Regions from separate parts of the Homo sapiens genome. Here regions 2 and 3 are each linked to region 1. Evidence: chromatin loops called from intact Hi-C (ENCODE). Cell type or tissue: GM12878. All regions are shown on one strand. Each heading gives the region's core, and the rest is flanking DNA. Links, peaks and the distances in the headings are about the cores only.

Region 1 (10,248 bases), core at 928-8,927:
TATTTTTTTTTTTTTTTTTTTTGAGACAGAATCTTACTCTGTTACCTAGGCTGGAATGCAATGGTGTGATCTCGGCTCACTGCAACCTCCACCTCCTGGGTTAAAGTGATTCTCCTGCCTCAGCCTCCCGTGTAGCTGGAATCTGTATACAGGCGTGCGCCACCATGCCCAGCTAATTTTAGTATTTTTAGTACAGACTGGTTTTCACCATGTTGCCTAAGCTGGTCTTGAACTTCTGCACTCAAGCAAGCCACCCGTCTTGGCCTCCCAAGGTGCTGGGATTACAGCCGTGAGCCACTGCGCCTGGCCTCAAGTTCCTAAAATTTATCGACTCTTCTCCAGGCCCTGTGGGCTGCTTGGCAGTCTGGTTATGAAACACTGCTCTGAGAAGGCGGAGGGACAGAGTGGAAAGTGAGTGTAGGAATCACAGGTATGTCTTTCTGGAAGGGTCAGGGATGGAACGGAATGAGTTAAGGCTTTGTGATATTGGCCAGAGTATGAGACATGGCTTTTAAGAGAACCTTCACTTTTTTTTCATTTTCCAATTCATCGGAAAAACAACAATTTGCTTTGGTTATTCCTGGGCTGAAGGAGTGTGAGGGAGACAACAGCTCCTGGCTGCAGGTCCCTTAGATTCTGTCCTAGAATGGGAGTCACCAGGAGGCTGAGAGGCAGGGTCACAGGGATACAAAATGACAAAACCACTGAATTTTATGAAAAATTATTAATTTTTATGTCCTAAAATGCTTTGTTCTCATTCTATCAGAGTATAGTTATAAGAAGCTCTGAAGCTAACGGTAAATTATAAAAAGTTCGGCTAAGAGGGGTTGCTAAGGAACAACTGTATTGAAATTACAGTATCAGTATCACCAGCTCTGGCCTCCAAAGACAAAAAATTTGAATGGTGGGAGCAGATGCTCTCCAATGTGGTAGGGGTGCAATGGATGGTTTTTTGGCTTAAATATTTCTTCTTAGAACAAGTCACCTACTATAATATTAGAGAAGGCATCAGGTGACTCTAATCTCCTCACTCAACCAAAGGTGTGCAGCCTACTCACATCCCTCAGGTGAGAGCTTCACACCCCCAACTGGCTCTAACCAGCGGATGCTGGCAAGGCCCAGCAAGTGGAAGCAAGCACTCCGTCAACTCTATGAACAGAAAAAGGGGAATTCCTGAAGGCTGAGAACCCAAGAAGGGGGAAGAAAAAGGGAAAAGGACAGGAAAAAAAAGGGGGACCGGGAATCAAGGAAACCATGGGTAAGGAGACAGCAAAGGCCAGAAGCAGATTGCCTTTCATGCCCTCCACAAAAACCCAGAGTCGACTCCAAGGAACCAAGTTTCAAAATGGCTGTTTGCTGTATCAGCCACTACGGCATTATCTTTATGGGGACAGGAATCTCATTTGTTCACTACCACAAACCCCAGACCAGCATTGTGCCTGGCACATAGTAGGTGCTCAATAAAAATTTGTAGAGTCAAGGAATAATGGGATCTGCTGCTTTCAAAAATGAGTGCCAACCATGTGAATAAAGCATGCCCAAGAGAATTTCAAAGCAATTTCAGCTTTCTTAGACATAGTGCCCTATAACTAAGCTGAGGGTAACCCATTTTTCCCAAAGAGCCCACCCCAAGAGGTTGTTTTAGTACCACTTGGTAGACAAATTAACAGTTCACTACTCACGGGTAGCTCACCCACACTAGGACATCGCTTTTCCTTTGTATCTGACCCAGCCAGAGGGCAAGAGAAACCATCTAGCGGGGTCTTGGAGCCTCTACCTACCTTCCCAGAAAGGTTTGCTGAATTGAAATCGTTGCTAGTAATTTTGGGACCTTCCATAGTGCCCCTTTCCAGGCACAGTCCCAGATGCAGATTCTACTGCTGGCAAACCTAACAAGTATTCTTGCAGGGGCCCTTTCAGACAGACACACAACAATAAGTTATGGCAGCACTTCCTTTAGGTGGGTCGCTGGCACTTGAAATGTAAAGGCTGCACACACGGTCATTCCAAAGCCCCCAGTTTGCTCCGTGTATCCCAGATACACATTATACTGATGATGTTTTCTTTCCTTAAAAAACAAACAAACAAACAAAAACAACAAACTATTTGGAAAACCGTTTTTAAAAATGCAATCTTTTGGGCCGGGCATGGTGGCTGATGCCTGTAATCCCAGCACTTTGTGGGGCCAAGGTGGGCAGATCCCTTGAGGCCAGGACTTCTAGACTAACTTGGCCAACATGGTGAAACCCCATCTCTACTTAAAATACAAAAATTAGCTGGGCATGGTGGCGCATGCCTGTAATCCTAGCTACTGAGGAAGCCAAGGCACGAGAATCACTTGAATCACTTGAACGTGGGAGGCAGAGGCTGCAGTGAGCCAAGATCACACACTGCTGCACTCCTGCCTGGGCCACAGAATGAGACTCGGTCTAAAGGGTTCTAATCTTGAAGATACAATTGCTCTCATTAATTTCTACAGGTGTCAATTTAAACCTCTTATAAAGTTTTCAGCTACCTCTGCCCTTCCAAATGCACCTTTTATAATTATCACAGGAGCCAGTGAGTCACTTGTTTTGACATTAATGGCTATCTTCTATAATGGGCAATGTAGGAGTAAGTAAAGTAAAAACAGGGGCCAGAAGAACAAAGATGGTTTCTGGTTTTGGTGAAGATGGTGGATGCTGAAGTGGAGGGGCCGGGTATCTGAGTTTGACATGACCTTTGGTGGTCTTTTGTAGCCACTGCTGTAATCCATCAACTGGGGGATGCAGGCATTCTCTTGTGGTGTTCCTCATTTTCGAGCTCTTAACTAACAGTGGGCAAGGAGGTAGGGAAGCTGTGAGTCACCTGGTCACTGGATGAAAATGGACACTGGGATCCTTTGTTGCTGGGAAGCTGGTTCTCAAATAAAGGACAGGTTAGCATCATCACTTAGCTTTTATCCAGGAAAGTCTATACCAAATGCAGATCCTGTCCTTTGCTTAAATGGACACTTCAACTCAGGGAACATGTAGATTAATCTCCAAGTTTTTCTTAGGAACAAACAAAAACAAGAGCTTCCTGGAAGTGGTAATTTTGGGGTCAGTGTGAACCCCAATTCTGCTCCTTTACATAAGAGAAAGAGGAACACCCTACCTTGGCTACACAAAGAGTATTTAGGCAGTTTGGGGCCAATCAAAAATACCACCAAACTGCTCCCATTGATGTAGGTCATACAGTGTGGCTACCAAAGGGAATGGCTAATGTTGGAGGATAGAGTGAGGGCTGGGTACACTCAGCAATGGCGAGTTGCCGACAATAAGTTAAAATTTTATTTATTTTTTTGAGACAAGGTCTTGCTCTGTTGCAGCCCAGGCTGGAGTACGGTGGTATGACCATGGCTCACTGAAGCCTCAACCTCCGAGGCTAGAGCAATCGTCCCGCCTCAGCCTCCCAAAGTGTTGGTATTACAAGCATGAGCAACTATGCCTAGCCTAGATATTTAACATATATTCTAATTGTGGCTCTATCTCTGACTAGTTGTGTGCCACTGGGCAAGTCCCTCAGCCTCTCTGATTTTCGTTTTCTCCATCTGTAAAAGGGTGATCCTCATCATGCTGGCCATATCGATTTCACAGTACTGTTGTGAGAGTTAACAGAGACAACATATGTGCACCACACTTGCTAGGTTCCAAAGTGCTCTAGAAATGCTAATTATTAAGTGTGATTTTATGACAGCTGGGACCAAATGCTTTCTGGAACACACTTGTGATTGTTTACTGAAAGCCACAGGAGGGACTTTTTTTTCATAAAGGGAATTCCCTTTATGAAAAAAAAAAAAATGCTCCAAAGCAAGCACTGATAGAAACCAGCTCTCGCAGAAGGGAATTAAGGCTACCCCAGGGCAGGTCTTTCGTGCCATGGAGTGGGTGGTGTGGACACCTGCAGTGGGCCCTGCTGGGGAATAGCCCCTTCCTCTTCCTACTCCTGTCCAGTGTACACCCCCATCAGCCAGGACGCCCACCTGCCAACCACACTGGAGAAGGTAGAGAACTGGAACACCAGGACTAGACGACCCAGAGCTCCAAACCCAGCACAACACAGTTACCTTTTTTTTTTTTTTTTTTTAGCTGTTATCCTGGCTGGAATGCATTGGAGCCAACACGGCTCACTGCAGCCTCAACTTCCCAGGCTCAAGTGATCCTCTCACCTCAATCTCCCGAGTAGCTGGGACCACAGGTGTGTGCCACCATGGCTGGCTAATTTTTTTATGTTTAGTAGAGATGAGGTCTTGTTATGTTGCCCAGGTTGGTCTCAAACTCCTGGCCTCAAGTGATCCCCCTGTTTTGGCCTCCCAAAGTACTGGGATTAGAGGCATGAGCCCTCATGTCCGGCCTGTGACCACCTCTTAGGCAGACATTGGGCATGTTCTACAGACTCTTGGAGCCTCCCTTTATTTATAAATAATAACAGCTATTACTTTTTATGGCACTTTGACCACATACCAGACAACACATTAAGTATTTATCTCATCTAACTCTTAAATGAACTCACAAGATACCCAATTTATATATGGGCAAACAGAGGCCACAGAGGTTAGGGGACGTGCCTAAGGCCACACAGGAAGTGAGGGTAGAGCCAGGATTTAAAATCTGTCTGGCTCCGTGTAGGGAGACAGCCTCTCAGATATTTTCTAGCTCAGATGTTCTATTATTCTAATAACAACTCTCATACATCAACAGCATTTTGTAGTTTTCAAAGGTTATTTCAGAGTGGCTAAGAACCACCCCTTGAGTTGGCCAGCCTGGGTTCCAATCAGCCTTTGACATTTACTGTGAGACCTGGAAGAGGTCACTTAACCTGTCCAAGACTGTGTTCCCTCATGCCTACAACTGGGATAATGACAGCATCTATATAGGGCTCTTGTGAGAATTACCTAAGGTGATATCCTTTAAAGCCTGTGGCACATAGTAAGTGCTCATGAAAGCTTTCCTTTCCTACTAGTTTCTCATTTTATCTGGTTTCCTTTTCTATGCCTCTCCTCTGGCTGCTCTGTAAAACACCATTCTCGCACCTGTAACAGTGGTTTTCACATGATGGTCTGTTTAGCCTAGGGCTCCCTGGGGGCCAGTGAAGGAAGACTGAAGAGGCTGGGCTTTGAGGACCCTACTGGTTCCATCACAGGTCACAGAGCAGACCTGCTTTCATCTGTTCTGTATTTTGGAATTCTGCAAATGATTTTATTAAAAAGAAGGGTTTCCTACTTAAATATCCTACTTGAGGAACTGTATAGACAAAAATGAAGGAAACGTGTACATGCTAAAACGCAACCCTAAAATGTATACGTTCTCCTTTTCTTATGCTATCATCCCACCATACCCTCCAAAGACAAAGCCTCGGATGCACAGCAGTGGTTCCGGTTGGGTCTTCACCTCCTCTCCTCTGGAACAGCGTGTGCATCAAAACAGGTGCTGATCTTGTTAAAAGTATCAGTATCTAGGTCCCATCCTGGTGCTGCCAATCCAGTAGCTGTGGGCGGGGCCTTGATTTAATAAACTCCCCAGGTGATCTCCATACAAGTGGTCGGAGGGTCACCCTCTGAGAAACACAGGTAGGGGACAGGGTGGGTATTTATCTCTAATGTCTTTGAAAACTTTTTAAAAAGTTGAACACTTTTCAAGGGAAATCACCTGTGGGATTCCCATATGTAAAACACACCTCAAATTGGAGCCACCTGCGTGAAGGAGGTTTCATGAACACCGAAAACACCAGCCTTTGGCTTTTCCTCAGTGAGAGCCCACAGCGCCTCCTTGTGGACTATCTGATAAACTGGAACCAGTTCTCGCAGGGCTGAAGGACGGTGGTCACCTAGAGGCATTGCCCAGGATCTGCACTGCGCTGTCCACCCAGGTAGGCCTGTCTCTTTATGCTACGTGATACCCCATGAGCTTTGTCTGCATTTGGGCTGAGATTTTCCTGGAATATGCTCCCCCCACACACTTAATCCTAATCACCCCTTTATTAATCCCACACATCTCACTCCAGGGATCTCCTGGAGTCCCCTCACCTCCAGTTGCTGCAGAACATATATTCTGTATAATAACATCTTACCCTGTCTTGGTCTTCAGCTGTTTCTGGGACACATGATGTACCTCCTAAAATACACTAAAATTAGACTGTAAACTCCTTGGGGCCAGAAACTCCCCTCTCCTTCCCTCATCAGGTTCCTGATCCAGGGGAAATACCCAAGACACACTCGCTAAATCAACAAACAAACGACTTCTCACTGCCTTTCCTGTCCTCTCTAATACCAAAAAACCGGTATGCACTGTGACTGGCTCTTAAGTTCTTCCTTGTTTCGATTTTGGAGTGTGTGAAAATATGAATGAGTTTTACTGCTCAAAATGTGAACTTTTTTGAAAGGCAAGGCCAGAGAAGATAACCTCTACATTTCCTTTTTTTTTTATTTTTATTTTTTGTGAGATGGAGTCTTGCTCTGTCACCTAGGCTGATCTTGTCTCACCGCAACCTCCGCCTCCTGGGTTCAAGTGATTCCCCTGCCTCAGCCTCCCAAGTAGCTAGGATTACAGGTGCCTGCCACCCCGCCTGGCTGATTTTTGTATTTTTAATAGAGACAGGGTTTCACCATGTTGGCCAGGCTGGTCTTGAACTCCTGACCTCAGGTGATCCACTCGCCTCAGCCTCCTTAAGTGCTGGGATTATAGGTGTGAGCCACTGCACCCAGCCTACATTTTCTTCTTTTTAACCAAAAGTGTGAACAGCCTCCTGTAGGCCACTGAAAAAAAGGGCTATTTCCCTTTGTAGAATACTCAGTAATATATCTATTAGTTCTATTCAAGTAATTATAGTTACTACCCTTTTATCCAGACTTCATTTGCATAAGTACATAATTTTTGTTTTATATTGTGTCAAGATGATTAATTAAAAATTTTAAATGGCTGGGTGCAGTGGCTCATGCCTGTAATCCTAGCACTTTGGGGGGCTGAGGCAGGTGGCTTGCTTCAGCCCAGGAGTTTGAGACCAGCCTGGGCAACATGGCAAAACTGCATCTCTACAAAAGAATAATAAAAAACAAATTAGCCAGGAGTGGTGGTGCATGCCTGTAGTCCCAGCTACTCAGGAGGCTGAGGTGGGAGGATCACTTGAGCTTGAGAGGTAGAGGCTGAAGTGAGCCAAGATGGCACCACTGCACTCCAACCTGGGTGACAGACGCCCTGTCTCTAAATAAATAAATATATTAATTAATTAATTCCCTGTTGATTGTTTTGGCGGGGAAGTCAGTCACCTTTACTTTTTGGCTTGTGGATTTTTGCTTTCTACTGCTGTTCAATGCACATTGCTTTAATGTGTTTTCACATGCATCATAAAATCAATCTTTCACTCAAAGCTCTCTGCTTTGCATTCCTTCATTTTAAACATTCCTATTACTCATGCCTTCCTCAATTACTCTGCAGTCACACACATTTCACAAATGTCCGAGTTTTGCTTCTTTTTCCTTTATGTGGTTTTCTAATAAATAATGCATTGTTGATTTCTGTTCTTGAGTCCCATGTGACTCTCTTCCTGAATTTATGAACCCAGACTGTTGTTATTTCTAATGATGATCTATTTTCTTTTGTTGACCTATTTTATGCTTTTTGGTGTTATTTCTTTTATTACAGGAATTACTCTGTTTTCTTCTACTTTTAAATAAATTTGGGAGATGGGCTGGGTGTGGTGGCTCACACCTGTAATTTCAGCGTTTTGGAAGACCGAGGCGGGAGGACGGCGTGGGACCAGGAGTTCATGACTGGCCTGGGCAACACAGTGAGACCCTGTCTCTATTTTAAACAACGACAACAACATATTTAAAAAATAAAAATAAGAAAATAAATTTGGAAGATGAACACATTCTATTTTAATTCTGTTAGTGATCAGTAAAACTGGCTTAAAAGCTGAGTTTCCTTTGGTTCCCTTTTGTTTTATAAAAAATGTCTGTGTGTACCTTTGTCAACAGCCTGAATCCTATGAATCACAGGTTCCCCTGGGGAAGATGGGGGTTTGAGTTTGGTTTCTTACTTGTGTTTATAGGGTTCTGGGCAACTTGGGAGGGCGAGACACTATGCCCTCATGGGATAACACTAATTGCTCCAAATTCCAGCACATGGCTGGGGGTGGTCAGAGAGCTGGTTCCTTCACCCACAGCCACCTCTCCACTGCCTTCCACTGCTGGGAGTTTTGAGCTTTTGTGTTGGCAGTTAAATACACTCAGAGTCCCTCCTCCTCAGTTTCTGGCATGTTTCTCCATGACTACCAAATGTTACTAGAATAAGAGGGTGAGACAGAGTTCAGCGAGGGTGGCCACCCTGATCCCTGCTTGCTGCTCCGAGCCTGAGAAGGGGGCTGCCTGCTGTGCCCTGTTATCCACGACAAGCACAGGCCTCGCCCTGTCAGTCCTCAGAGACTCAGTTGACTGCTTTTGGTTTGTGAAACACACAATCATCTCGACCAAGGAAACAAGGGCTTGTGTCTCTGCCTCATTTCCTCCACTGCTCAGAGGCAGGGGCAGCCCAATAGGCGACATGGCAGTGGGATTCAGCCTCCAGAGGGTCTTACCTCAAACTGGATCAGCACCGTCCCGCTTTCGAGGCCCTTCTTTAGCTGTGCCATGGATCCCTCCAAAGTGTCCCCACCCTCCGGACACATGGGGAAAATGGCTTCGGGGAAAAGCTGGTTCAGTTCATCTTCAGACTTGAAGTCAGCAAATGAGCGGACAGCTGTAACGTACAAGACAGTGCATCTGACTTGTGTAGCAATACTCAGGTTTATCCGTCTCCCTCAAACAAATCACACCTATGACACCTGAATGCAGATGGTTCAAAACATCTTATTAAATGATTAAGCTACATGGTAATCATTTTCACCAAAGATACTACTTCTAGGTGAATGATTCAATATGTGTTAATTACATAAAATGACATACTAATCTTCCTGGTTAGTTTTAAATAATGGTGTTTAACACTCAGAGGCTTTTGTCAAAGGTAAAGAAAAGAGAAAGAATGTTATTTAAAAAAGCATATTGTTTCTGCTTGCTCTTTCTGACCGGGTTATTCTTCTACCCATCCCGACTCCCCTTTCTTTCTCAGGTTTTTTCATTTACTTCCCTAAAATGGGCATTTCCTCAGGCATGAGGGTGAGGTCCCAAGCTTTTCCTGTGACACCATCATTCCTGAGAGCTCAATCCCTAACTCAGGGCCGTTTCTATGTGGGAGGCTCCCACGTAAATATCGTAGTCCTAGCATCTCTTCTGTGCTTCAGCCTTACCTCTTTAGTGCACGTTTTCCCTTCATGTTAAATTCAATACAGGTGAAAGCAAAGCTAGGACCACCCCCCCACAACTCCCAACCTTGCACAGGTGGGGAACCGGAGAGATCTGGTAAGGCCTCACGGAGGAGGTGGGGTCAGAGCTGGTCCTGGTGGCTCTGGACTGAGAGTTGCAGTGGGAGCAGAGCCGAGGCAGGAGCACAGCAGTATGGAGTGTCAGCCAAACGTGTGAGGCAGGCAGAGACGCAGGGCTTTGCAGACACAACCTTCATTTACTTTCAGTATTTTACAGCTGTGCACGGTGTTCAAGGAACTTGACGTATTATTTTATAACAACAACTATAAAGACAACAGTGTGATGCTCAGTAGAGGCTGTCCTTCAAACCTCTGCTCCCATCAGGCAGCAATGCAGGTACTTTCCAGTCTAAGTGCCATTGATTGATTGAATGATTGAGATGGAGTCTCACTCTGTCACCCAGGCTGGAGTGTAGTGGCACAGTCTTAGCTCACTGCAACATCCACTTCCTGGGTTCAAGCGATTCTCCTGCCTCAGCCTCCTGAGTAGCTGGGACTATACCCACATGGCACCATGCCTGGCTATTGTATTTTTAGCAGAGATGAGGTTTTACCATGTTGGTCAAGCTGGTCTTGAACTCCTGACCTCAAGTGATACACCCACCTTGGCCTTCCAAAGTGCTGGGATTACAGGTGTGAGCCACTGTGCCTGGCCCCAAGTGCCATTTAATCTTCACAGCAACCCTGTGAAGTCGGGACCACTGCTGTCCTCCTCCACACCTGAGCCAGCTGAACCACAGACTGGTTATGTAACCCCTGCAAGGTCCCCCAGCCCGCAGAGGCAGAGTGAGGAATCACCCGAGACAGTCAGACCCTGCTCTCCTCACTGCCTCCCCGACAAAATCAAACACGCACGAATAAAATATCACC
Region 2 (10,248 bases), core at 1,509-9,508, 160 kb before region 1:
GGTATTATATGGCATACACAATTTCCAGGAGCCCACAGATAAGGGTTTGGATGCCTTCCTGCCAGGAAGAGCACAAGTAGCCAGGACAAACACGTACCTTTACAGGACTATTACTGAGGAAATCCCACTGCCACCACTTCTCTCTACTCAGCACCTGTGACAGGCAGGACAACCTTCACCAGAGTTGCCCCAGATGAAGAAAGGCATCAGCTGCTGTGCCTATAAGATCCACTCTTGCCAAGAGCAGCCTCATTCTAGGATGATCTTGCTCCACCCACCTAACTGAATGCTCACCTTCAGACTTCCAAAAGCCAACTGTTCTGTTACCAAGGTCATTCACAAATGAGACTTCTGCATAGCAACAAGAATCAATTTAAAAAAAATGAAGATGGAGTCAAAAAAAAAGCAAGAATAATCTTTATTCCTTGGAAACACATTTGTAAAAATGCTATCAATAAGATGAAAAGATTCAGAACACATTTATTTGTATGCAGCACATACACTGAGCATCAGAACGTCTGCTAAAATGGAATACACCTGTAAACAAATGCCTTAGGGAGAGTTTATAGGTAGTCAGCTCCACTGTGCAAGGTATGCAGCTGATACCTTCTTGCTGAATAGATTTTTGCAGTAGCCAAAAAAGATCAGATTTTAGTAATAAAATATCTCAAAGGATGTCAAACATTTTTTAGAGGGCCTAACATGGGCAAAATTACAATTACATATACAAAAATGGCACAAGAATCAACTGATTTCACAGAAATACTAATAAAACATTTCAGGTCTATTATTAAGAGAAAAAAATGTTTGACTCAGGGCTTGAAATGGGGGAAATAAATATTTTGGTACAAGCTTTAACCTAAAAGACAACATATTGATTTCTGGTTCTACCAACAGACTAGGGCAACAACCATCTCATCCTACTCTACAGAATGCTTTGGCACAACTTCAAGAAAACCTTATATGCTTTCATTTGAGCCATAAATGATCTTGATTGCACGTTGCTTTTTAAGAGTGAAGTCTAGGGTAAAAACCAATCCCCCAATTCTGACAGTGTGTATTCACAATTATGTCTTCTGAAATCACGCAAGTTAGCAGCACCAATCATTAAGACATTAAAAATTATTCCCATACTTGAGCAGCAAATTCGATCAAAACAAATGCTATGCAATTTAAGATTAGTACGACTGCTTAAATTCAAAGTAGCTCAACTGCTTTAAGATGTGAAATTCAAAGTCCCCCTGTATCTATATAACATCTAATAAGTTATATACTTTATTTAGCTTCTGAAAGGAGTAACTCTGTCAAGGAAGTGGGTATTGCAGTTTTCCTTGTGATAAAATTAGTTTGAATGTATGTCCTCAACCTAAACAAAATGAAATGTTAACAAATTGCAGAATTTTAGAGTTGGAAAGGACCTTGGAGATCACTTAGTCCAACCCTCTCTTTTCAGATGGGGAAAATGAGGTCAATGAAGGGGAAATGACTCGTCCAGGCCACACTAGGGAAACTGGACCCTAGCAATCTCAACTTCTACGACAGGAATATATGCTGAGCAATCTTCCCAAGCTCTTCTGGTTTTATTTGCTCCCATTAATTAAATAACAAAGAACATCAGGAACATAGTAAAATGATAAACATAGACTTTGACTCCAATTTTAAAATCAGAACATCAATATGATTCCTGAGCCTTTACCTTCATTTTAATGAGAATGCAGTCAACAGTAAATTATGACAAGCTATAGTGGTTTTATCTTCAAATATTTACATGGACACCAAAAACACCTTTCAGGACTACTCCTTAAAGACACTCGTCCAAACACATCCATCCATCTGAGGCCAAGACACTTTTCATGGAATGCAATGAAACTATGAAGGTGAATGGAAGAGAGATGCTTCAGTCTCTCAAAGTGCAGTCATGAGTTTATCTCGATACATCATACTTTGCATCCCTCCTAAGTTCTTCTGGTTCTGGTCGTGGACATAATCAAAATGGCTGTCATCTCCACTGGCCGATGCTTTCCAATGCGACCTGTCATCCTGAAAGGATGGCCTGTTTTGTTTGCAGAGCGAATGGTTAGTGGGAGAATGGAAGAAAATGCAGAAATGTAAGTGAAACAACACAAGCACAAAGGAAATGGGGCAGGGGGAACCATGAGCCATGTGAATGGGGATGGCTATGAATGGAAATGAATGGATTTCCTAGTAAGAATTTTAAAAATTCAGATGCAGATCACCTATGAACTTCCAAGCAGAGCAAGGGTCTGTCTATGGTCAAGTCATCATTTCTCAAAGGGTGTCTCATGGGTCAAGTCCGTCTGGAGAAAGCTAAGTGAAGGTGGAAAATGTTCCATTACTACAGGGCTGCTTGGAGGCATGCCAGCATGCACCATGAATGCCTCAGGCAGCATTTGCCAAAAGTGTTGGACTAACAAACTCTGTTTTCATGGGGTATCTTTGTAGAGCTTGAAAATACACAAAATGTTGGGCCCCACCCCATAGATTCTGATCCAGTAGGTCTGGGGTGGGGCTGAGAATTTGCATTAAACAAGCTTCCAGATGACACTAAAGCTGCCAACAGCAGGCCCACCCCAGAGAGGCACTGTTTACGGCTTTCCTCAGAAGGCCTGCTTCTAGGCCATGCCTCAGAAGGAAACTAACATGATAAAACAGGCAATGATAAGCACAAACTTTTGTAAAAACAATGTTAATTAAAATAGCGTTTCTAGAAATCTCTTCTGTTTCTTACGTCTGAAGAATAAAGCACCTTTGAAATACAGTAAGATTTAGAATTATTACTCCACTAACCTAATCTGCTTTAAAAAGTTAAGTGACTACCAAGTGTTTATAAACAATCACGCTTTGGGGTTACAAAATTCCCCAACAAACTTTTTTTTGGCCTTGCTCTAAGTGGGTTTATTTCCAGCATTTTATTCTCCATACTTTCTCAGAGAAAGGCTAGCAACCTCACCTTTATGCAAACTGAACTTGCCAACTATGTTTCTGAAATAGCTTCACACATAAACACCAATTAAGACTGATCTAAAATTCAAATCTTAAAAGGAACATTTGCTTTCACAAAGCTAGCCTTAAAAAAAAAAAAAAAAAAACAAAAAACCTGTCAAGCCTAACTATAAACACAGTCCAGCAGATGCCAGTTGGCTTAGAAAGGATTATGGTAGGTTGGGGCCAAGGTTGGTAAATGGCAGCCCTCGGCCCAATCCCACTGTTTTTCTAAATCAGTTTCATTGAAGCACAGCCATAGCCTCTCATTTATGGATTGTCTAGGGCTGTTTTCAAAGTACAATGGCAGAGTTAAGGAGTTGTGACAGCGACCACAAAGCAGAATATATTGACTGTCTGATCCTTTACAGAAAAAGTTTATTGACCCCTCAGTTTAGGGAAAAAATATCTATTGCCACAAAAAGCAAACTCATTCCCCCAGCCCACCCCCGCAAAAAAAAAAAAAAAAAAAAAAATCCTTAAAAAAAAAAAAACCCCATGACAACAAAATCCCCAAGCTTTCATCACATTTAAAGTAAACAAATTCTCAGGACAGAAAAATGTTACTTAGAAATTTTCAGTAACATCTTGAACACAAAACTAAAAACCAAGAATATATGAGATCAGAATGATTTTAAAAAATCAATTCATTTTTTATTTCACAAAGCATACCTTTGATACATCCACACACATCACTGGCTACCTTTGCTTTGAAAATTTATTCATCTCGGCCATGACAATGCATCCCTTAAGGGTTATTTCTGATGCAGACTTTCTACTCCTAACTAAGCAGAATCTGAACTTTTCTAGAGAAAGGAAAGCTTTCGAAGGTGCAGCTCTGGAAGCACCAGCACTTACCTGACATTTGGAGAGTGAGGATGCCACCGGGGCTGGCTGGGATGGATATTAGGATGATATTGAGGCTAGAAATAAAACACCAAACTTGATTATTTGATGACCTTTTAATTTCAATGGTCCTCATTCGCTTTGTCTGTTCCTGGCATCCACCCGAGGGGCTGGGGGACTAAGAATGGAAAGGCTATAGACCCTGGCTAGGGGGTGGATGTTTCCCAGGACGATCACGTTTCCCCCTCTGACAAAGGCTGGGGGCTGGCACCCAGTGCCGGTTCTTGCCCTCTCCAGAGGCGGCTCCCTGTGAAGGGGCTGGGAAGCTGCCCTTAGAAGGTGACAACACCGGCCTTGAAGGGGGTCGTCCGGAGTACCAGAGACAAGCTGTATTCATCTTCCCAAGGGAAGAGGCGGAAGGTGTCAGAGAGATGGGGAGAGTGGGAGGCAACTTCTCTCTTCAGAAACAATTTTTGTCATTGCTGAAAATGACAATGACCATGTGGAACAGTTACATCTGCACACAGACAAGGACTGGACAGGGATGCTAAGTGAAGCAGCAGGGCCGTGGGTGAAGGTTTTTTCTTTCTCTCTGGTTTATGCAATAAAAATAATCTTCTAAAATGCAATCCAAAACAAAATACCAAAACAAACAAAACCATCCAGAGCGCTTATCATCCTGATAAAACAGGAGGGAGGGAGAGAGTTTGAGAAGAAGGGATGAGGGGAGGGAGGGAAGGAAGGCAGGTAGGGAAAGAGAGAAGAAAGAAAAAGAAGGGAAGGGAAGGAAGAAAGAGAAAGAAGAGAAGGAAGGAGGTTGAAGGTTGTCTTTTTTTTTTTTTTTTTTTTTTTTTTTTTTTTACAGAGTCTCACTCTGTCACCCAGGCTGGAGTGCAATGGCAGTATCTTGGCAACCTCTACCTCCTGGGTTCAAGCGATTCTCCTGCCTCAGTCTCCTGGGTAGCTGGGATTACAGGCACGTGCCACCACACCCCGCTAATTTTGAAGGAAGTTGTCCATTTTAAGAAGAGAACACAGACCCTGTACTCACAAACGGACTGAGGTGCAGCCCTAGCCGGCTAGGTAGCAGCCTGCCTTTCCACTTCTGGCCTGCAGAGGGCAGTGGTCCTAGACATCAGCAGAAGTCAGGGGCTTCTCAAGGCTCAATCTCCTAAGGGGCAAATTAGGCCCTCCTGACATTTAAGTCACTACAGTCTTGCCACTGTTACTCTTTTAATTATTTCTTCCCCTCCTTCTCAGGATACTTTGCTTAGTAAGCAGTGGCCTGCTCTCTGGCACAGAGAATCTCAGCAGTTCTGTTCGTTCCATTTTCATGGACCTGAGATGCCCTCCCTGCCTGTTCTGTATTCAAGCAGCCTTTCCTTTCTCCTTCAAAGACGCCTGTCAGCAAGCAGACTCTGCAGCCCCCGGAAGGACATGCTGCAGGAAAAGGAATCTGGAGAAAATACCTCAGTAGCAGGATCTGGGAGCTGACCAGGGCTTTAGCATCTCCCTGCTGCAATCTCTGCATATTTCTCCTTTAGGGGCTACAGAAACCCACAGAGTTTAGATGATTTGCCCAGAGTCTAACTGTTCCAGGTGTTTTGATCACATAGACAGGCCCAGAATGAGGTTCCATTCATTGGCTGTTCAACAATAGAGAAAGGCTGACCTAGAACTGGACCCTCTATGTTTTCCTCTGGCTTTAAACACAACCAAATCAGATTCATCAGAGAGAGAGGTGGGAACCTTAGCCACAGACCTGGAAAAAGATTTTGGAAACTTCCTTGGTCTCCTCTGGCAATTTATTCACATTCTCAACTGTCAAGGAGTATTTTAGTGTTAACCCAGCTGGTTCTCAACTGGTACACTCATATCCCTTGGAGGACAATGGGAAATGACTGTGTGCATGTTTGCTTGTCATAGTAAGAGAGAAAAGGGAAGCTAATCATCCTGCAATTCCAGGGACAGTCCCAAACAATGAAGAACTCTCCCTCCCCAAATGCCAACAGCGTCCTCATTGAGAACACAGAGATCCATCCTTTGCAGCTGGCTGACCTTGCAGTGCTTGAAATAAGATAAATGCTGCAACACCATCCTCTCAAATACCCTTCACGGTATTCACATGCCAATCAGGCCACTTCTCAGGACGTTCTCTTCCCGGTCAATTTATTCCCAACCCTTGATAGAACACAAGACCTCTAAGATTGGCAAGGTCCAAAGGACCCGTGGTTGCCAATGATGTTGCGATAACAATGCCTAGATGAGTTTCAGTAGATCTGATTTCAACAATCGCCTCATGTTCACTCTAAGCAGAAAACGCACAGTGAGAACACACTACAGGCTATGCGGAGAGGGCACAGGCAGTGCTCAGCTGCTTTGCTTTTCTAAAATTTTTCTCTCCTTCAAGCACTGATCACCTATCAATTACCTGTCTCTACAACTTTTCAGTTACTCACACCTGAAAACCCCTTAACAAAAAACAATCAGTGAATAACAAGATTCAAGAACCCTGGCCGGGCACGGTGGCTCACACCTGTAAACCCAGCACTTTGGGAGGCTGAGGCGAGCAGATCACTTGAGGTCAGGAGTTTGAGACCAGCGTGGCCAACATGGTGAAACTTTGTCTCTATTAAAAATGTAAAAATTAGCCGGGCGTGGTGGCATACACCTATAACCCCAGATACTTGGGAGGCTGAGGCAAGAGAATCACTTGAACCCAGGATTATTTAAAAATAGAGATGGGGTCTCACTATGTTGCCCAGACCGGTCTTGAATTCTTGGGCTCAAGTGATCCTCTTGCCTTGGCTTCCCAACGTGCTGGGATTACACGCATGAGCCACTGTGGCCAACTCTGAGTTGGTCTTTGAGAGATACTTTAATATACTGATAGGAAGCAAAGGAATTCCAGGCAGACAAACACGGGCAAAGAATGGTGGGAAGAAATTATGGGGCAACAATTATGCAATTCCCTGTGAGTTGAACATATGGAGCGTGATGGGAGTGGTGAGAAATAAATAGAGAAGTTGGAACCAGGTGGTACAAGGCTGTGAATGGCCAGAGAGAGAGCCACCCACAGTGGCTTAGGAAGAATGTGCTTGATCCAGGCTGAGCTGTAAACCACACCTTCCATGTTACCAGGCATGGGTGAGCTGGCAGGCGGCACAGGCCCTGGTTGGCCGTCCTGAGAAACAGCAAGACGCCAGCCATAGAAACGTACCTGTGCTCCTTCCTGCAGGCAATGGGCCTAGCACATCACCTAGCACAGTGCTTTACAAAGCAGGTTCTAGAAACCATGTATCTATTCGTGTTAATGAGTTCACCACTACCAAAAAATGGTAGGGGTTGAGGCTAGCGTTTTTTTAAAAAAGATATGAAGGGGCTGAGGCTAGTGTTTGTCTTTTTAAATAGATGAGTTCCCACTGTGTCGTCTGGGCTGAAGTGCAGTGGTATTCATGATAATAGCTCACTGCAGCCTTGAATTCCTGGGCTCAAGTGATCCTCTCGCCTTAGCTCCCCCAAATAGCTGGCACTACAGATGTACACCACCGTGCCAGCTCAAGACTAGTTTTTTTTTTTTTTTTTTTAATCAGGGGCGTGAGAGGGGAGCAATTCGCAAATAATTTGGGGAAACAATACATTTAAAAAAATAAAACATGTCTTTCTTGCAGGATTTCTCAGTACTTTTATACCTCAGTGGACACTGTAAAATCCAAGAAGGGGAATGAAAGATGTGACATTTCCCAAACATTTGACCAAAACATCCTTTCCTGGAAGCCCATCTCAAGGGACTCATGTTCCCTAGGCCTAAAACACACTTTGACCAAAAGCTGCCTCACTTGAATGCCACTAAGGGGCTGTGTGTGGCCACCCAGAAACTTAAACATATGTCCCTGATGCTTGCCAGTTGACAAGGTTAAGAAAAACAGGCAGTTCAGATGGCCAAGAAGTGGCAGGGGTCAGAAGGAAAGGGCTCTTCTCTTACCATTTTCTCAAAAAAACAAATATTGTTATTATTTTCTCAAAATCTGATTACAAATATGATGACTGCTCATTATGGAAAATTTAGAAACTTTACAAAAACCTTTTTTTAAATTTTATTTTTAAAATTTTCCTTCTTTAAAGAAAACCTTTAAAAGCAGTATCTTACCTGGTAATTATGGACTTCTGGATTTGTTTTAGAGCTAAACAAACAAACAAACAAAAAACAGAAAAAAAAAGAAAAATAGGTTGTAGAGTGGCATTATTAATGATTTATTTAACAATCATGAACTATTCCTATGTGCTACATACTCTAATAGGAACTTCCACATAATGACTTTTTTTTGGTTATTGGCTGTTTAAAATGAACATATAACAAGGAAAACCCCAGACAGCAACTTTCACTTGTCCTTTTAGAGCTCACAAACAGAAACAGTAGGAAATATTCCAGAATGCAGTCTCAATGTCATATTTTGGTGACAAAAATGAGGTCCTGTTTCAGTTGGGCAAACCAAGTAATTTTACTCCCATTTCAGGCCTGCCCTGGCATTGCTGGGAGACCTCACAGCACCGGCACCAGAAGCTCCAGTGATGCGCAGAGCCTCTTCCCACGGCAGGGGGAGGCACCGATCCCTCCTGAGCATCTCCCACTGGGTACTGTGGTGGGAGCCACATGTGGGTCCCCTTGCTATTAAAACCACTGTCAATAATCTGGCCACCACTTTGGAATGTTCTCTCCAGACAAGACTCTGTACTGGGAACTTCACATCTGTTATTATTTAATCCACACGACAAGGCTATGAGGTCAACAAATGTGACCACCTCGTTTTACAGATAAAGGAACAGTTGCCTAACAGAGAGTTGGGAAACCTGCTCAGGGTCGCCTGGCTGGTCAGTGGGAGCCAGGGCTAGAATCAACATCTGCAGAATCCTAAAGCCTGTCTTCTTTCTGCTAAACCAACTTGGCTCTTAGAGGGACTGAGAAAAGGCTCAGGGCTCCTCATCATGATCCTATTTCGATGGAATCTTTTTGTTTGTTTTAAGAGATGAGATCTCACATGTTGCCCGGGCTGGTCCTGAACTCCTGGGCTCAAGCAATCCTCCAGCCTCAACCTCCCAAAGTGTTGGGATTATAGGCATGAGCCACTGTGCTTGGCTGATGAGATCTTAAATGCTAAATATATATATATAGGCCGGGCGTGGTAGCTCACACCTGTAATCCCAGCACTTTGGGAGGCTGAGGAGGGTTGATCACGAGGTCAGGAGATCGAGACCATCCTGGCTAATACGGTGGAACCTCGTCTCTACTAAAAATACAAAAAATTAGCCGGGCGTGGTGGCGGGCACCTGTAGTCCCAGCTACTCGGGAGGCTGAGGCAGGAGAACGGCGTGAACCCGGGAGGCAGAGCTGGCAGTGAGCCGAGACTGCGCCACTGCACTCTAGCCTGGGCGACAGAGCGAGACTCCATCTCAAAAAAAAAAAAAAATATATATATATATATATGTATATATATGGACAGAGCAGGCAATCATTATTGCCAGGAGGTGTGCTTGAAATCAAGTGTTATTGCTGGCTTCTCCAACACTGAGAGGCAAACAGATCATTGTTATAAGTCTTGCTTGGGGTCTAAATGGCTCTGTGTTCTGGTTTTCAGGGAGGACCAGTACACAGAGCTAGGCTCTGAACCAGATCACCTCTGGCTGGACTTCATCAGGTAAGTTAAGCGTTCCGCAAGGTGCTATTTTTCTAGTAGTACCTCTGGAGCCCAGAGCACAATTTCATCCACGGCTCCCACAGCAATCCTACTCACCCTGGGATCCCACAGGCTGTGAAGAGCAATTGAACAGCTGCGAACAGCAGTTATTAGCTCATTTGTTCCTAAAGGGTATATTTATCAGGGCTTTTTTTTTTGGGCAGAATTTTTTTTTTTTTTTTAGTTTGTTTTGGTTCCCAATATATAATCTCCACTAGATGCTGGGAGGAAAATGTAATTTTATTAGGGAGAAACAAGCAAAACAATCACTACCTTAGAGAGCAAAGTAAAGAAATTGGGGCTGTAACTTACAAGCCCCAGAGAATTAAAAGCAAGACACCCCGACAAGCTAAGAAAGGTACAGATACCATTTGGCATACTATCTGCCAGAAGGATCCTAAAAATGGGGTGAATCTAGGGACCTACAACTAACCCATCCAGAATACTGCAACCTCCTCCCACCCTCCGGGGCAGGGGGCGACACAGAGCAGTTCAACAGGACCCCTGAGCCCCTTCATCAGATGCTGAGAACAAAACCCAGAGACAAAAGGCAGAATGACGCTGAAAGTAGGATTTGGAATCAGAGATGCGAGGTTGAGTTTCCAGCTGTGTAATATGAGGGACCAGCTGTGTTCTCTAGAACCCTGGGTTCCTTGAAGGTGCC
Region 3 (10,248 bases), core at 935-8,934, 69 kb after region 1:
ATCAAATGTGGAACGGATAAACTGTGGTACAGTCATACCATATACTACTATACAGCAAAAGAAAGAAATGAACTACCATTACATGCAAAACGTGAATCAATTGCTTTAACATTGAGCAAAAGATATGAGACACAACAGATTATCTGCTGCATGATTCCATTTATGTAAAGTTTACAAACAGGCAAAACTAATCAATGCTGATAGAAGAAAGGATAATGGTTACCTTTGTGTGTAGTGAGGGGAAGGGGGAGATGCATTTTCTGAGATGCTTTTAACATTCTATTTCGTGATGTGGGTGCTAATGACACTGGTGTACTCACTTTGTGACAATTTACCAAGCTCTACATTTATGATTTGTGTACTTTTCCATATGTATGTTTTAATAACAAGTTTACTTTTTTGAAAAAGAGAGTATAATATTTATGAAGAGAGAATTAGAGGGCATTCAAAATCTGACCATGATATTAGGGAACAGTAAGGAAACTGGTTTAACCGGTGATTTCAATGGTGGAGAGGTAGGCAAAAAGACTGGAAAGGTGTGCAACTGAGGACATGACTATATCACGTAGGTGGGAGGATCTAGGCTTCTACAAAGAATACATGAAGCAGCCGGGCACGGTGGTTCACGCCTGTAATCCCAGCACTTTGGGAGGCCGAAGCGGGCGGGTCACCTGAGGTCAGGAGTTCGAGATCAGCTGGCCAACATGATGAAACCTCATCTGTACCAAACATACAAAACTAGCCAGGCATGGTGGCATGCACCTCTAATCCCAGCACTTTGGGAGGCTGAAGCAGACGGATCACCTGAGATCAGGAGTTCGAGACCAGCCTGGCCAACATGGTGAAATTTCATCTCTACTAAACATACAAAATTAGCTGGGCACGGTGGCATGCGCCAGTAATCCCAGCTACTCCAGAGGCTGAGGCAGGAGAATCACTTGAACCCAGGAGGCGGAGGCTGCAGTGAGCTGAGATCTCGCCATTGCACTCCCTGGGCAAAAAGAACAAAACTCTGTCTCAAAAAAAAAAAAAAAAAAAAAAAGAATATGTGAAGTAATTCTACAAATCAAATTGGCTCAGGGAACGGTGAAGATATAACTCTGACAGTGTTGGGTGGAAGAGCAAATAAAGATGAAGGGCCTGAGAGTAAGTTAACTTTTTTTTATTAATTCTCCACAAACTTTCTCTGATGAGCTGGGCCTCTGCATAGGCTATTCCTTCTGCTTGCAAAGCTCTTTCTGCTCCTCTTCATCTGATTAACTCCAGTTCATCGTCAGTGCTCAGCACAAGCATCACTTCCTCTGGGAAGCCTTCCCTGGTCTCCCTAACCAGTCACAGATTTGTGTGACAGAGTTCACTCACTAGTGCTTACCCTCATTTCACACTTAGAACTCATGATGTGTATTTAATATCTGCTTCTCCCACTAGATGCGAAGCCCCACAAGGCTAGGTCTGCTTTTGCTCATTGTACCTCCAAACCTAGGTCTGGTAGAGTTAGTAAATGTCCGAATGAATGGAAGGAAGAATGAAATAGAAAATGAAGCTAAATTTTATAGTCTATATAACATAGACTATATAGCAGTACTGCAGTACAACAATACCGTATAGCAATACAACAGGATAGACAAATTTGACAGAGAAAAATGGGGGAGGGTCTAAGTAGAATGTAGCTAGCTACGGTAGTGTGCACCTGTAGTCCCAGCTACTCTGGAGGCCAAGGTGGGAGGACTGTTTGAGCCCAGGCATTAGAGCCCAGCCTGGGCAACACAGCAAGACTCTATCTCTTAAAAAATGAAAGCAAGCAAGAAAAGAAAGAAGGAATGCAGAGGGGAGGGGAGACAGATGTCCCATAGACCAGTGCTTCTCACACTGCAGTGTGCATACAGAGTGCTTGGGGATCTTGTTAAAATGCAGACTCTGATTCAAGTAGGTCTTGATAGGACCCAAGAGTCTGCATCTTGTCTCCCAGGTGATGACCAAGCTGCTGCTGCCAGGGTCCATTCTGGCAGACGCAAGTCACGGGTAATTGGAAAAGTAGCGCCTAATGTCAGGGCATGGCTAGAGAAAAGATTTGGGAGTCAGTACCAAGGAGTAGTAGGTGACTCAGCTCTTAGACGGATGTGGCCAAAGCAGATTGGAGGACTAAGAAACAAGCTTCAGGGAATGACAGGGGGCACCGGTTAGGTGTAGAAAGAGAAACCGCAATGATGAAAGCTGTGCAGAAAGTACATCCAGGAAGAGAAGCACTTGGTCTCATATCATTATATTTAAGGAGCTCCAAGCAAACCTCCCTTCTTCCTTAGATAAGGATAGAGAGTCTGAAATACTAATAAAAAAAAAACTTCCTGGGACCAGCAGTGCAAAGGAACTTATTCAGTCGCTTATAAAATTCCACCCACCCCACCACCTCCGCCTTGCCCTTTCCAATGAAAATGTCATCAGAAGCAGGGATGCATTTTCTGAGTAATACAAAAAGTTATCAAAAGACAACAAATGTGTTCCATAATGCTTTAACCACATTGACTTTAAAATGTCAATTTTATTTTTTAGTTCTTGTCTAAGAATCTCAGGTGGGTTACATTTTTTTTTTTCAAAAGACACAATAGAACCATTTCAAGTTGGTTTTAGTGGGAGGTGCACATCAGAATCACCTGAGGAGCTTTTAAAACCTGCCTGTCCCCGCACCCCCAGTGGTGATTCAGCATCCTCAGGTGTGGCGCAGGATCACATTCCCTTTGGGAGCCCTCAAAGTAACAGCCAGGAAGACGAGGACTAAAGGAGTGGGTTTCCAGGGAACCTCAGGGTGTGTTTTGGATGGATGGCCTTAGAATACAGGCTCTGCGGAATCTAAGCCATGCACTATGTGGATGAATTCACTGTGTGTGATAAGAGGTGGGCAGTTGTTCTGTGGAACAGCTAAAGCAGAGATAGTCACACAATGACCCCAGGCAGAAAAAAACTAAGATTTGAAACAGGTGCCTCCAAATGAAAGTCACATGGGCTGATGCTCCAATGGTGGACACTGATTTCCAGACTTCACCTGAGCAGCTCCTGCTCGTGCTGGCGTGGGTGCCGCTGGGACTTATTCATTTCACCGTGGTTAGCAATGATGCTGTCCAGCACAGTCACACAGCTAGCTGACAAAATAAAGCCCACCAGCAACCCAGGAGAGACAGACTTCCCTTTCTCACACCCATCTCTGATTGTTACATAAAGGGCTTGAAACCTAATGACAATGTCATAAATAGGTATTTTATGAAAGCTGCAGAAATCTTCCTACAATGGTTCCTAAAGCAAACCTTGGTAAGAATGAGCCTGATGTTGAATAACCCAATAATTGAGCCATGTGGTATTTTCAGATTGTCTTGAAATTACATCTTAAACAATCTGGTCGGGACAATGGATGCTGACTAACTGCCCTGTTTCCTGTACTACAGCAATTGGGGAACTCAGGGTTTCTATGGCTTCCTTTATAAGCCTCTTAATTCTAAACAAAGCCACAACCCAACCAGGAACATGCTGGCCTCTCTGACACAAATGATTACAGCTGCTGCTGATGCATTTTATAATATGGAAGCCAAGCTTGTTCTTTGCATGAGTTTAAAAATCCATTATAGCTTTAGAATGTTTTAAACAATAGCAAACGAAGCTCTATTGTGGATACAGTTTTTTTTTTTGTTTGTTTGTTTGTTTTTTTGAGACAGAGTCTTGCTCTGTCCCCCAGGCTGGAGTACAGTGGCGTGATCTCGGCTCACTGCAAGCTCCTCCTCCCGGGTTCACGCCATTCTCCTGCCTCAGCCTCCTGAGCAGGTGGGACTACAGGCGCCCGCCACCACGCCCGGCTAATTTTTTGTATTTTTAGTAGAGACAGGGTTTCACCATGTTAGCCAGGATGGTCTCGATCTCCTGACCTCGTGATCCGCCCACCTCGGCCTCCCAAAGTGCTGGGATTACAGGCGTGAGCCACCGCGCCCGGCTGTGAATACAGTTTTTAATCAAAGATTATACTTGGAAAATACAGCAAGAGGCAACACCTCACTTTGTAAACAGTAGGGGCACAATAAAGACCATGAGAGTTAGAGTTGCACATGGAAAGTGCCTAGCACATGTGGGACACATACCAGGCACTCAATGAAAGGCATTTTATTAACGTTAAACTTCTAATGCCATTGGGTGCTGTCTACAGATTCCAGATTTTGTAGGGCAATCCTGATTTCAAACGACTTACAGATATATGAATGTTCCATTTCTTAAAGTTTTATGTATCCACTTTAATAAAGACAGCTTGCTAGAGTTAAAAGATAGTTGTGATAGATATGTGATACATCTTTGAGCTGCTCTACAAACTCAGGGGAACCAGAAGCAGTAGCATGCTGGCACAAATTGCCACACCCTGGGCCCATGAGACACCAGAGCCCTGGGAGTCAGGGTTGGGTAACAGGGCTGCTACTAGGGCTCCTCCCTGGCTGCCCTGAAGCCTGAGACAACGAAAGGGTAATGCCGCCGCTTTATTTCCAAAGGGTCTGTCTACATTCGGATCTGGGAAACTGTTCTTTCGCAAGCCAATGAACCATAGACACAAAGAAGGGAGAGGAACACATGCAAATGACAGAGCAAACCCAACTCCACTATTATAATTTTAAATAAAGAGGCCGGCGCAGTGGCTCACGCCTGTATTCCCAGCACTTTGGGAGGCCCAGGTGGGCAGATCACCTGAGGTCAGGAGTGTGATACCAGCCTGGCCAACATGGTGAAACCCCGTCTCTACTAAAAATACAAAAATTAGCTGGGTGTGGTGGGGCACGCCTGTTATCTCAGCTACTTGGGAGGCTGAGTCAGGAAAATCGCTCGAACCCGGGAAGCAGAGATTGCAATGAGCCAAGATCGCGCCATTGCACTCCAGCCTGAGCGACAGAGTGAGACTCTTATCTCAAATAAATAAATGGCAAAGTATTCCATATTCTTATTTTTTAAAGTAAGGGACTTAGGCCTCTAATTGAAGAATATGAGTTCCGTTGAAAAAAAGGAGGAGAATAAGAAAACAGTCTTGATTTATAAATACCCAATTTGTAAGTAACCTGTATAAATGAATCATGGGTGGCTCACTACAGTAATCAACCTACATCAAGCTGGCCTAGCCCAATGCCACCACCTAGTGGCGATCAGAGGAAGACATGCCACCTCCTACGCTGGCATTCAAGGGAAACAGGGACAGCTCTGCTCTTTCTTGCTTATCACTTCCAGTTCAGCTTATTTCAAAAATCCTTTTTGCAGTATAGAAGCCCTTCTCCGTGGCGCAGTCCCCTTTTCCCAATTCTTCCCTATGAACTCAGGAAAGCGCCTTCTTCCCTCTACTTTTTTTTTTTCCTTTTAGCTATTTCTGAGCTCCAACAGATGACCGATCTAGAGAAGGGCATTTCTAGCATGGAAAAGTACATGTACTATCAGCCACCCTAGACAATGATTCATCAAATTAAGTGCACTTCTCGTCAAATGCCAATATTTAACGTATTGCAGACACATGCTTCATTCATTTAGCAGCTAATATAGTACCAGCGTTGTTCTCTCTCGTCACTGTAGACACACAGATGCTGGGTTGCATTATGTGGTATCGAGTTCTTTGTGGGGCCAACCATGGCCCCAACAAGCAACAATCACTCGCATTGCTCACGCCTTTAGGAAGACAGAAACCATGCTTTCCTACTGCTGTTGGTACCTCAAAGAGGACAGCTTCTCATTCCAGTCTGTTTTAAAGCCAGGCCTAACTGTTCCTTAAACTCCTCTGAAGTAAGTGGGGTATTCCCTTCTAAAGATAAAATTTACTAGTGAGACCATCATATCTACAAAAAAAAAAAAAAATTAGCTGCATGTGGTGGCACCTGTCTGTAGTCCTAGGTATTTGGGAGGCTGAGGTGGGAGAATCGCTTGAGCCCAGGAGGTCAAGGCTGCAGGGAGCTATGACCGCACCACTGCTCTGCAGCCTGGGCAACAGAGCGAGACCTCATCCAAAAAAAAAAAAAAATTTACAAACACTTGGGTGGGGATTTATTTATCATTTATTAAGCACTAAGATGAGCTCAAACTAAGAATGTCTGCTCACTGATCAAGATATTAAAAAAATAGTGACTGAAATGAGACTTTCTTTTTAACCAGTGACTTAAAACTAGCGTACACAAGAATCATCTGGGGACTTGTTAAAAATGCAGATTCTTGGTTACCATCCACAGAGATTTTGGTTCAGTAAGGGCCCAGGAAACTGCATTGTAAAACAAAAAATAATTTTCTGGACTTATAGAAAAGTTGCAAGAAAAACAAACTCCTGTGTAACCCTTTTGCCCTGGATTCAATTGTTAACATTTTGGTACATACGCATCTTTTTTTTTTTTTTTGAGATGGAGTCTCACTCTTGCCCAGGCTGGAGTGCAGTGGCGCAATCTCAGCTCACTGCAACCTCCGTCTCCTGGGCTGAAGCAATTCTTGTGCCTCAGCCTCCCGAGTAGCTGGGGCTACAGGCCTGTGCCACCACGCCCAACTAATTTTTGTATTTTTAGTAGAGACAGTGTTTCACCATGTTGGCCTAGGCTGGTCTTGAACTCCTGACCTCAGGTGATTTGCCTGCCTTGGCCTCCCAAAGTGCTGGGATTACAGGCGTGAGCCATCGTGCCCGGCCCACATACACTTTATTTCCCATGTCTCTCATCTGTATACACACACAGACACACCAGGCTTTTCTCTGAACCACTTGCTGCAGAGATCATGCCCCTTTATCTCGAAATATTTTAGCATGTATCTCCCCCTAATAAGGGCATTTCATAACCACAGTACAATTATCACACTGAAGAAATTTAACTGATAAGCACTTATCTAATATCCAGTCCATACTAAAATTTTGCAAATTGTTCCAAAGATGTCCTTTATTTATCTTCCCCGATCCACAATCCAAATCAGGATCATGCCTGGTTTTACTTGTCATATGGAAGGCACTTTTTTTTTTTTTAAAGAGACAGGGTACTCATTATGTTGCCCAGGCTGGCCTCAAACTCCTGGGCTCAAGCAATCCTCCTGCCTCAGGCATCCTAAGAAGCTGGGACTACAAATGTATACCAACGCACCCAGCTTGAAGTTGCATTTTAAATAAATACCCCCTGACCCTCATGGCAATGGTGCAGCTGGTCTGAGAGCCACACGGTGGAAAATCTTCCACCAGACAATCTTCAGAGTTCCTTTTGGTTCTGCCTGTCTATGCTTACAGCCAGGGTCTTTGTTAGGTGGGCATCCTTATGTCAGTTTTACTGTCTACATTACAAGTCACCTCCCAGAGCTAAATAGAGTTTCTGTAGCTTGGCAGCTGTCCCATCACTCGGTCTGGGAGAAGTGCTTCCTAAATCATTGTTGATGAAGTAACAGATTTTCCAGTCTATATGTCAGTGCTGGGATTAGTACTGTTGTCTAAATAGAGAAGAAAGCAACAGGAAAACTGCCATCATTCAAAAAGGACTGTATCACTTGATATTGCATAACCAGATGTCTTGGCTTGTTCACTCAAATGAGTTCACATCATTCACCAACACCAATGCTTAACAATTTGTCCAAATTATAAAAGGCCACACAATGCACACACCCTTCCTCAGAAACCCGTTGAGTCAACCAGCACTTTCTTAAAGCAGCAGCAATGAAACAAGATGCATACATTTTGTGCTATTTATCAGGCTTTGAAAATGTTCTTTTTAAAAATGTTATTTAATATTTTCTGTTTTCACCATCATTTTTATTTTTTTGCGAACGTTCTTAATGAAATTCAGCCCAACTAATTAAAAATTAGTCATTTCAGTTTTCATTTGTGAAATGCCCAAATATCTTAGAAAACACTTTCCTATACATTTCCCTTTATTAGTTTTAAAATAAGTACAGTTGATAACAAAATTACTGTACAACTGGTACCTGGAATTTAATCTTTTTCCTCATAACTCTATAATTTCATAAATTGATCAACACTACCTTCTGCCATTTTTAGCCTGCTTTCTTGGCTTTTAAATTTTCCAAAGTACAATACTACATAACAATACAAAGATAAATACACTAAATACACTAACTTATTTTTAAAATTAGGTTTTAATGTAAACATAATCGTGACTGAATACTTGCTAAACTAGAAAAACAAACGTCCTTATTCAGGGAGGAATACCTCATATGGCTAATTCAACGTTAAAGCCAAGAAACAAATTTATCCTGAACCTATATACTAAAACATTAATTTTTAAATAACATTTTTAAAGCATAAAGTCTGCTAATGAATAACACAGTTGACAATGCCAGTGCTGGTGAACAAAACTTTTTAAAAATTTGGGTATTTATGAATGTGTTAATACCTTTTATGAAAAAATGATTTATGAACATATTTAATACTCGAGTCTTCAGATTTTTCTCTAGCACAAGGGAGACACACTCACACAGGTCACTTTAATAATACAGCACAATACTCCGTCGAATCATCTTGCAGTTGTCAATCCTGATACTCCAAAAGTACAATTTTGGGATCAAATCATTTGTTCTACAGACCCTGTAATTTGTTCGGGGAGTGGCTCTCTGACTGAAGCCCCTGGGAAGCCCGGGTGGAGTCATTTGTAGGACCCGTTGTATTCAAACTGAGATCTGTAATTACTGGCCTTCTTTTCATACGACTTCAAAATGTCAAATAGTTTTCTTATTATGGAGTTGGGGTTTATTTATAGGTTTTATTTATAGGTTCGACACCATGACACTTGCAAAACTAACAAAATAAAAGTTATACTTGATCCTGGCAGGGTAAGAAGTAGTAGTTTTAAGCTCCCTGAAGGGCAAGATAAAGAATGCTGCGGGAGCCGCGGGCAGTTTCGGGAAAGAGGTAATGTTGCTATAAAGAGAAACCAATCTCTTAAGTGCCATGAGCTGGGTTTTCAGTGTTGTGATGAGAAGCTAGTAACTAAAACACAAAGTTTGCCTTGAAGCCGGCAGAAAACTCATGCTAAGTATATTAAATGAAGCCATTCAATTTAAAGAAAAACCTTTTTCTTGAAGTATCACAGAGAGAAAAAGTACAAATGCTAAATATAGTGCTCCCCAGGAGCCCAGCAGGAGCCCCTCATGTCCTCTTCCAGACACTCCCTTCCACAGGTGACCACTCTCTCCTGACTTACAACGCCATCCTCCTGAGTTTTTTAAAAATTAGATTGTGTTAGAAGTTCTTTTTTTTTTTTTTAAAGAGTTTTAGGAAATCTGATTATGATGCAGTGTCAAACAGCACACCCCCAAATTCCACAGGTCTCAACTTTCCCTGGGTTGCTTCTCGGTACCCATGTGGATGTCTTGGGTGGGTTGCAAAGAAATAAGATTTGGTTTTGCCCAGGTAGTCACTGAACAGTGACTGGTAACCTTTCCCCACTGCGCGCCACCTTGGTGAACCCAGACACTTAAGAGCCAGCAAACCTGCCTCCTGGGAGAAAAATAGGGCAAATGCCAGCCCATGGGGGGGTTTTAACCAAGTCATACTGAGGAAAATGACATCAGGACTTACCCCAGACAAGCTGTCCCCACGACAGCCTCCAAGCAACCTGCATCTGACTACGATTTCATGGGCTTGTCAATCTTGTTTACAATTACTTTTAGCCTCCTTGGTTGCTACTTTGGCAAAGGAGTTCCGCATCATTTACTCTCTCGATGTTCATTTACTCTGTGCCGTCTCTGCGCCAGGCCAGGGAGTGGGCAGTATCAAGTTCTAGGGGAGAGGAAGCCCCAGGGTGCTGGAGGAACACAAGGAGGGCTCTGGATCCACCAGGGTGGGGTGGGTGTCAGGACCGGTTCACAGAAATTTCATGGGGAGTCTTGCAGGATAAGGGGTATTGGCCAGGGAGAAGCTGCAGCATTCCAGACACTGCAAAACCCATGTGCAAAGGTTGGGGGGGAAAATGCACGCATGGTATGGGAACTCCACAGAAACTGATTTAGCAGGCGTTCCTGAGGAATAACTGAAATCTTAGCGAAATCTCAGGGCGGATAAGATTAGGTACTTCAAAAATCCAAGGGGCTGTCACACAGAAGAGGAATTAGGATACAATGTAAGGCTGTGGGAAAGTTACCAGCATCAGAATCAGACAGCTGTGGGGGGACCTCAGCTTCATCACTTACTGAGATTAACTTCGGAGAGACTGCTTACCCTCTCTGAGACTCAGTTTCCCTACCTATAAAAGAGGAAGGATTTCCCTAAGGTTG

Evidence for each region. A loop is a pair of places that touch in the nucleus more often than their neighbours do. Peaks named below come from ENCODE experiments on the same cell type or tissue, not always from the same donor. Only the 100,000 strongest peaks of a DNase experiment are listed, where the experiment ranks them.
Region 2: a loop joins it to region 1, with 10 times the contacts of the local background. A loop is called at or near these places in 18 of 110 quality-filtered maps.
Region 3: a loop joins it to region 1, with 7 times the contacts of the local background. A loop is called at or near these places in 8 of 110 quality-filtered maps.

Annotation. Positions count from the first base shown.
Region 1 is chr9:109,395,853-109,406,100 of GRCh38, forward strand. It overlaps PTPN3 (protein tyrosine phosphatase non-receptor type 3), which reads right to left. Exons shown (of 26, transcript NM_002829.4): 19 at 8,596-8,756. Among named protein-coding and RNA genes, the nearest start is that of EPB41L4B, 80 kb to the left of the region's middle. In GM12878, for the core only: a CTCF peak has its summit at 5,795 (motif pointing left); a DNase peak (open chromatin) is centred at 3,619; H3K27ac peaks cover 392 bases.
Region 2 is chr9:109,239,757-109,250,004 of GRCh38, forward strand. It overlaps EPB41L4B (erythrocyte membrane protein band 4.1 like 4B), which reads right to left. Exons shown (of 26, transcript NM_019114.5): 14 at 8,000-8,033; 15 at 3,862-3,926. Among named protein-coding and RNA genes, the nearest start is that of EPB41L4B, 76 kb to the right of the region's middle. In GM12878, for the core only: a CTCF peak has its summit at 4,958 (motif pointing right); a DNase peak (open chromatin) is centred at 4,995; H3K27me3 peaks cover 689 bases.
Region 3 is chr9:109,464,688-109,474,935 of GRCh38, forward strand. All of the region lies in intron 1 of PTPN3 (protein tyrosine phosphatase non-receptor type 3), which reads right to left. Among named protein-coding and RNA genes, the nearest start is that of PTPN3, 28 kb to the right of the region's middle. In GM12878, for the core only: a CTCF peak has its summit at 5,142 (motif pointing left); a DNase peak (open chromatin) is centred at 5,134.